Regions from separate parts of the Homo sapiens genome. Here all the other regions are linked to region 3. Evidence: read pairs that join two places in POLR2A ChIA-PET (ENCODE). Cell type or tissue: OCI-LY7. All regions are shown on one strand.

Evidence for each region. ChIA-PET counts read pairs that join two places held together with the same protein. Peaks named below come from ENCODE experiments on the same cell type or tissue, not always from the same donor. Only the 100,000 strongest peaks of a DNase experiment are listed, where the experiment ranks them.
Region 1: POLR2A ChIA-PET joins it to region 3 with 6 read pairs; 3 of 35 experiments call an interaction of 5 or more read pairs at or near these places.
Region 2: POLR2A ChIA-PET joins it to region 3 with 5 read pairs; 7 of 35 experiments call an interaction of 5 or more read pairs at or near these places.

The regions. Positions count from the first base shown.
Region 1 is chr5:107,364,465-107,366,964 of GRCh38, reverse strand. No RefSeq gene overlaps it. Among named protein-coding and RNA genes, the nearest start is that of EFNA5, 310 kb to the left of the region's middle. In OCI-LY7, no CTCF peak of the experiment used is centred here; a DNase peak (open chromatin) is centred at 1,084.
Region 2 is chr5:107,489,695-107,492,194 of GRCh38, reverse strand. All of the region lies in intron 1 of EFNA5 (ephrin A5), which reads left to right. Among named protein-coding and RNA genes, the nearest start is that of EFNA5, 180 kb to the left of the region's middle. In OCI-LY7, no CTCF peak of the experiment used is centred here; no DNase peak of the experiment used is centred here.
Region 3 is chr5:107,567,386-107,569,885 of GRCh38, reverse strand. All of the region lies in intron 1 of EFNA5 (ephrin A5), which reads left to right. Among named protein-coding and RNA genes, the nearest start is that of EFNA5, 100 kb to the left of the region's middle. RefSeq lists enhancers at 1,095-1,630, 1,344-1,683. In OCI-LY7, no CTCF peak of the experiment used is centred here; a DNase peak (open chromatin) is centred at 1,375; H3K4me3 peaks cover 789 bases; H3K27ac peaks cover 2,249 bases.

The sequences.
Region 1 (2,500 bases), 200 kb after region 3:
GTAAATATTTATGAAGCACCTACTATGTGCCACAAGTGTTCTAAACATTTGTGATACGTACATGAACAAAACAGACAATGGTCTATTCTCAAGAATCTTACACACTGGTAGGTTTCCTGCACAGCAGGTTTTAATGAAATTGGCAGGCAGGGATATCGGACTGTGTGAGAATATTGGTGAGGAATCTAGCGATGGAGAGTAAGTAAAGGGATCATAAGGGCCTTCTGATGCTGGGCATGCTTTCTCTGCACCGAATTTACTCTAAATGAGTTTCCAGATAAGAAGTGTTTTCCCATGAATTTGCATCAATAGATTTAAGACAGAATATATTTAATAAAACGAATAAGTAAGTGGTGGATCATTGGTAAAGTGACCCAGGCAATAAGGACATAGAACTTCCACATTTATCTCGGTAACAGGCTTGCTTTATGTGGTAGATATAAAAAGTCCAGAAAAGTTGCATGGAAATCAAAGGATATTTTTAAAGTCCTTAAAGAATGTGTGAGTGCGTTTGTCTTATATAGAATTACACGGTGAATTCTTTTGTTAAATAATGACGATGTCTTGTTTTATTTCCACTGGGAATTTGAGTTTCCATATACTGCTTTTTATACACAGACATAAATGTCCACTCTTCATTAACTATCCTTGGATTGAAAATCGTTAATAAGCCATAACATTGCCTAATATTTGGTTGACACCTTGTGTTGGGGTGTGCGCATCCATGCTCTTAAATCTACTGATGCAAATTCATGGGAAAACAATTCTCATCTGCAAACTCGTTTAGAGTAAATTAGGTGCAGAGAAAGAATGTCCAATATAAGAAGGCCCTTATGATTCCTTTACTTGCTCTCCATCCCTAGATTCCTCACCAATATTCTCACACAGTGTGACATTCCTGCCTGCCAATTTTATTAAAGCCTGCTGTGCGGGAATTTCCTTTCTCTGCTTTACTAGCTACCAAGACAACCCCGTCAACGTGATTTTTCACACATTTTCTCTTCCTGTGTTCCGCATCTCAGTGAAATTTCATCTCCCTGACTCACTGTTAAGTGTTTCTCATCTGAAATCACACTCACTCGTAATCTCACATAAAGTGCAAAAAGAGGAAGTTACAAAAGGAGAAAGACAGACCAAAGTCCTTCTCCTTCCAATGATTCAGACATTAAGCAAAAGCTACGTGGGAATTGTCCAGTCAACCAAGACTAGCAACTGAGCACCAACATCCACAGAACAGAAGATTAGGCTTGGTGTACCACACTCCGCATGCCACAGTACTTGTCCCTTAAGGGAGCACATACATCTGTCTAGGTATTCAAATCTGAGGAACCGATAATAGGTGTTTCATAGACCAAAAGAGTCATTGCAAACTGGATTCCCACAGGATAGACCCTGCAGTGCCTCCTCAGGCAATTAGAAGCAGAGCTAGAGGAGGGACAGCCAGAAGGAACGGAGGCAGAAGACAGGAATGAAGAGGAAGAAAACTCATAGAACAGAGGCTGAGAAGTGGCTTTGGAAGGAAGTTCCCTGCCCGTGCCACCTTACTGTCAGAAAAACCTCAAAAAAGTCTCTTAGAGGAAATAAGCAGCCTCCTATTGTTTATCACAAAAAGCAAAAAGCTTTAATACCACCCAAAGCTGAGGTCATGTAGGTACATTCTAATTCCAATATTCCCAGCACCTCCAACAATATGTTTATGCACATGTCCAGTAATAGCCACATCATCACAATGTTAGGACTAGGAGCTGGAACCTGAGTCTGACTTGCTTCTGACCAGTGTGTCATGGTTACACTTGGTCAGTTGGAAGTCCTTGCATTGCATCAAGAGCTATGTGTAGCGCTTAGCTATACATGAGTTCTACTATCGAGGACTTGGTATCTAAACTATAGATCAAACACCTATGATGGAGACTGGAGGAAACTGATCAAAATAGGCTGTTTGTGTGGTTATGTGTAGTCAGAAGTCAGGTGGAAGGAAGACTTCCTGGTTTCTTGTTCCTTTTATCTTAATTCACAAAGGAAGCATGGGAAGGGATGCATGGGATGAGAGGGGAAAAAAATACAGGAATTGAAACCCTAAGGCAATCATGACATGTAGAGACACATCAGTGGTCATCTTTGTTGATTATTTCCATCATCAGGCATGCAATTACTTTCTAATGGTGACCATCATAGCATAGAAAGTATTAAGGTCCTGGGAAAAACAAATGTGAACCAAAAACCTATGTAGAAAATACACACACATTTTAAAGGGGAAGTTAATCAATTAACCAAGACAGCACTAAGTAGTACTACAATGGCTAACTGGTTTCAACCTAACTGAGCTGGTGGTTCCTTTGCTCCCAGGCATATTCTTTGAGCTCTTAAGAGATGGGCCAAGGCTTACCAAAAAAAAAAAAAAAAAAAAAAAAAAAAGAAAAAAAAAGAAAAAAAGGCACCTGATGGAATCAGCAGAAATCATATAACACAGGCTCAGAGTGACAAACAGATTGTCCAAATC
Region 2 (2,500 bases), 78 kb after region 3:
TGGTTTAGGAAAGTTTGTAGTTGTTTTGCTTTTATTTGTACTTTTAAAATTACATTTTTAGGCCAGGGGTGGTGGCTCATACCTGTAATTCCAGCACTTTGGGAGGCAGAGGTGAGCAGATTACTTGAGGCCAAGAGTTTGAGACCAGCCTGGCCAATATGGCGAAACCCTGTCTCGAATAAAAATACAAAAATTAGCCTGGCATAGTGGCGCGCACCTGTAATCCCAGCTACTCGGGAGGCTGAAGCATGAGAATCGCTTGATCCCTGGAGGCGGAGGTTGCAGTGAGCCGAGATTGCACCACTGCACACTCTAGCCTGGGCGACAGGGTGAGACTCTGTCTCAAAAAATTAATTAATTTAATTTTTAGTATTTGAATGTATAATACATATACCTGATACAAAACTTAAAAGCTATAAAAGGGTATACAGTGAAAAACATGTCTTCTTCCCACTCCTATTTTCCAACTATTCAGTTCCCCTCTGAAGAGGCAATCTTTGCACATAGATTTTGTGGATACACATATAAAGTCATAAAAATTGCAGACTTCCCTTATTCCAGTCACCAAGAAAAAAGAAAGAACAGTCTGGGTGCGGTGGCTCATGCCTGTAATCCCAGCACTTTGGGAGGCCAAGGCAGGTGGATCACCTGAGGTTAGGAGTTCCGGACCAGCTTGGCCAACATGGTGAAACCCGTCTCTACTAAAAATACAAAAAGTAGCCAGGCATGGTGGTGGACACCTGTAATCCCAGCTACTCAGGATGCTGAGGCAGGAGAATCACTTGAACCCGGGAGGCAGAGGTTGTGGTGAGCTGAGATCACGCCATTGCACTTCAGCCTGGGCAACAAGAGCGGAACTCCATGGAAGGAAGGGAGGAAGGAGGGAGGGAGGGGCCGTCTGTATTGCCTTGAGAAAATGCTAGAATTAAGAGTTCTGCTGCCTGAAGTATATACCATGTTATAATTTTTAATATGCCTGGAGGTGGGGACTTGTCCTGTCGTTGGAGGCCGTTTGGCCAGACCATGGAAAAGCAAGCCTATGTCCTGTCCCTAATGGTGACAAAGCCAAGAGTCTCTGAACATTTTATTACGGAATTCTGATAACACATGTGCTCTCTAATTCATAAATCACTTCATATCACAATGTGGCTTGAATGAGAATAAATGTAAAATGTGTTCTTAAGCCTTAAGCAAGTATGGAACCCAGTTTGCTTTCTAGGAGCTGAGTTTGAAGATGATTGAAAGTAAAAGAGTTAATGAAACCTCATCTTGTTTTTAAATATATAATGAGCAGGATCTCTGCAAGATACCTTAATTAATACTGCCCTAATGGTTAAGATCATGTCCTGTTAGAGTATGTGTAACTAGGATTAATACTGAGGTGCTTTTCCCCACTGGATGGTGACACAGTAAGTAAAGAGGAATCTGAGTAGCCGCTGTAAGGCATTGGTCATGACAGTGCACATGCAGACTTCTTTACCTGTATCAGTGTCCTTTACCTATGCAGTGACAAGCATAAGTCAGCGGTTAATGTTCCCTGCCAAAGGAACTCTCATGTTGGATAAACTTTGCAGTGCAGGTGGTAGCCTACCCTGCACTTCCCTGAAAGGTGAGGGTGAAGATTTCACCCCCTCGCTGGCAGGCCTGCATCTTAATGCTGCAGGGTGAGGATGCAAGAGATGCTTGATTTCTTTTGAAAGGATTCATTTGATGATTCTTTTTTTGGAAAATGTCACGCAATTCAGGGAGATAGAATAATTGTTTAACTGAAAGCATGGGTGGGATGTGTTAAAAGCAATAGCTGGGCATGGTAACGTGCACCTGTAGTCTCAGCTACTTGGGAGGTGGAGGCAGGAGGATCCCATGAGCTAGGGAGTTGGAGTCTAACCTGGGCACCATAGGAAGATCAGGTCACTAAAATACATAAATAAATAAACAAATAAATGACATAGTGTGAAGCAAGTTCACTATGCACTGGTTACCAACTTCTCTGAGTCTAGTGAGACAGAACACCCAAGCACACAAGTTATACAAAGCGGGTTTATTATCTATAGATAGGCATCAAGGAATAACATAATCCTAGAATTAATTGCTAGCTAGCTGGTCCCCCATGGTTCAAGCAAGCTGCCAAGGAAAGATGGAATCTTGTCCCTGCATGCCCCACTTGTACCCCAGCTGAGGGACCCTGGAGATCCACCCACCCTGGGTTTTATACCCTGAGTCATGAGATCTTCTGGGCTAAAGTGTTGAAGGACATCCTGTTCTGGGGACATTGGAACTAAGTCCAGCTGTTTCAGCCAGGTCCCCTCTTATCTCAGGATGTTGCATTCCTAGCACACTGGTACAGTTATTCTTGAGAGCTACAAGCAAGAAAGAGCATAACTGAGTCAGTGCAAGGCCACTCAGAGAACTTTCCTGTACATAGTCCTTGCTATGGATATGTTTTCTCATTTTGCCACAAATAAATGATATGAAAAACTGATAATGTTCAGTTGCAGGA
Region 3 (2,500 bases):
AGAAGATCATTTCCTCTTGTGTTGTTTGTTTGCTTTTTTTTTTTTTTTTTTGGTCTCCCAGGCTGGAGTGGCATGGTGCAATCTTGGCTAACTGCAGCCTCCCCCTCCCAGGTTCAAGTGATTCTCCTGCCTCAGCCTCCCAAGTAGCTGGGATTACAGGCACATGCCACCATGCCTGGCTAATTTTTTTGTATTTTTAGTAGAGATGGGGTTTTACCATGTTGGCCAGGCTGGTCATGAACTCCTGACCTAGGTGATCCTTCCACCTCAGCCTCCCAAAGAGCTGGGAATATATATATATATATATATATATATATATATATATAAATATATATATACACACATATATATATAAATATATATACACACATATATAAATATATATACACATATATATAAATATATATACACATATATATAAATATATATACACACACATATATAAATATATATATACACACATATACATAAATATATATATATATACACACATATACATAAAAATATATATATATATACACGTATATATATTTTAAGGGTAGTCTGCAGTCCTTTCTATTAATACATTTAATATCTTTTTACTTGGAAATTTGAGTTGCTTCACAATGTATGAGTGTTTGGAGATGCTACTTTTTTTGAGGAAGCCCCTTCCTAGAGGGCTGGGAAAGCCACCATTGTGAGACTCTTGTGGGAAGGTGAACATTCACCCCCAATACAGAAAGCCCCAAAACCCAGATTCTTGTTTCCTGGATCTCTGGTAGCATATGTCTTTATGCTCATCTGGGGGTTAATATGCTAAGTATAGATTTAACTATGCGTATCTTTGCTTACAGGCATGTGTTTATTAAAAGCTCAGGAAAAGGACTTGGCCACTAAGGTCAACAGAACCAAGGTGGGAGGAACTAGTGATTTTTATAAGTCATATATTTAGCTGTCCTGACATTGTTCTTTTTAAGTGCTTTCAGAATTAGTTCCTATTATAGATACACCATTTCTGAATCTGAAGACCGAGAAGGATTTGTAAAAGTATGGAGGGCTTATGATAATTTTATAAAACTGAGGTTTTGTATATTTTATATATAAGATATTCTGTATCAAATTTTTTAAAAAATGTTTTTTCAACTAGTTGATTTCATCACAAGGCTCAAACCCTACAAATTCTGAAGTTTTATTTATGTTGGCATTTCTGATTCTGTTATGTTCCACAATTATTTGTATGTTCTCTGTCTAGAAAGTCTATGTCTATGTCTAGCCTCACTGCATGTTCCTGACTTGGGTTTGAGGATGGCCAATGGAAGAAGGAGTCATTGTGTCTCTAAATTGGGGCATTTAAGGACTGCAGCTGTCAGTTTCTTTCCTGATGGCTTTACCCTTTGTTTGATCACTCAAGTGTTAATGCAGTGCTGCTGCTGGCCTGATTTCACCATTGCTTCCCCTCCACTACCTGCCTAGGCATGTCCTCTCTGTAGGAATTGCCAGGCTTCTCCCTGGTCTAACTGTCTCTCAATTCTCTTTTCTGGCTTTCCCATGGGTTGTTCTCTCCCCACGATCTTTATTATTCCTCTTTGTCTTTTCTCCTTTTTTTCTTCCCCTCCCCTGTAGAAAAATGGGTCTGTATTTTGATAGCTACGGGGTATATATGTGTATATGCAGAGGGGTATATGTGTGTTTGTATAAAGCTTGAATATAGGCCAGGCACAGTGGCTCACACTTGTAATCTCAGCACTTTTGGAGGCTGAGGTGGGAGGATCACTTGAGCCTAGGAGTTTGAGATCAGCCTGGGCAACACAGCAAGACCCCATCCCTACAAAAAAAATTAAAACGAGCTGGGCATGGTGGCATGTGCCTGTAGTCCCAGCTACTTGGGAAGCTGAGGTGGGAAGATCATCTGAGCCCAGGAGGTCGAGGCTGCAGTGAGCCATGATCTAGCTAGCCATTGTACTTCAGCCTGGGTGACAGTGAGACCCTGACTGTAAGAAAATAAAATAAACAACAATAACAAAAAAGAACTTGAATGTAAATATTAGAAACACATTCTTCATTCCCAGCCACTCGCTACTTTGCCTCACATGTCCAGTGCCCAGTGCCACACCCCTTAATTTCTTGGCATATCCTAGAAATGCATATAGACCTCCACCTAGGTTTTCCCTATCTGCAGCCTTCAGGGAACCTGGCTATTGTTTTTATAAAGTTAATGGTCCTGCTACTCTTGTGAGAGAATGCTGCTGCTAGAGCCCTGTGTATGAATGTCTGCCTTTTGTCTTCCCTTTCTTGGGAGTCTTGGGTGTCTTAGTTTCGGACATCCCAACCTGGGGCAGGGGTGGGTGGATGGGATCCTGTGTCTCAAACTTCATTTGTCTGTCATGGTATTCTCTCACCTCTCCAGAGTACATAAATGACTTTTTCGGGCCCCAGAGCTTGAAAGTATGCACAGGTACATGTGCCCACACACATTCTGCCTCTAGTACAAGGGTAAGCCCAAGGTCATTGAAGTAAGTCA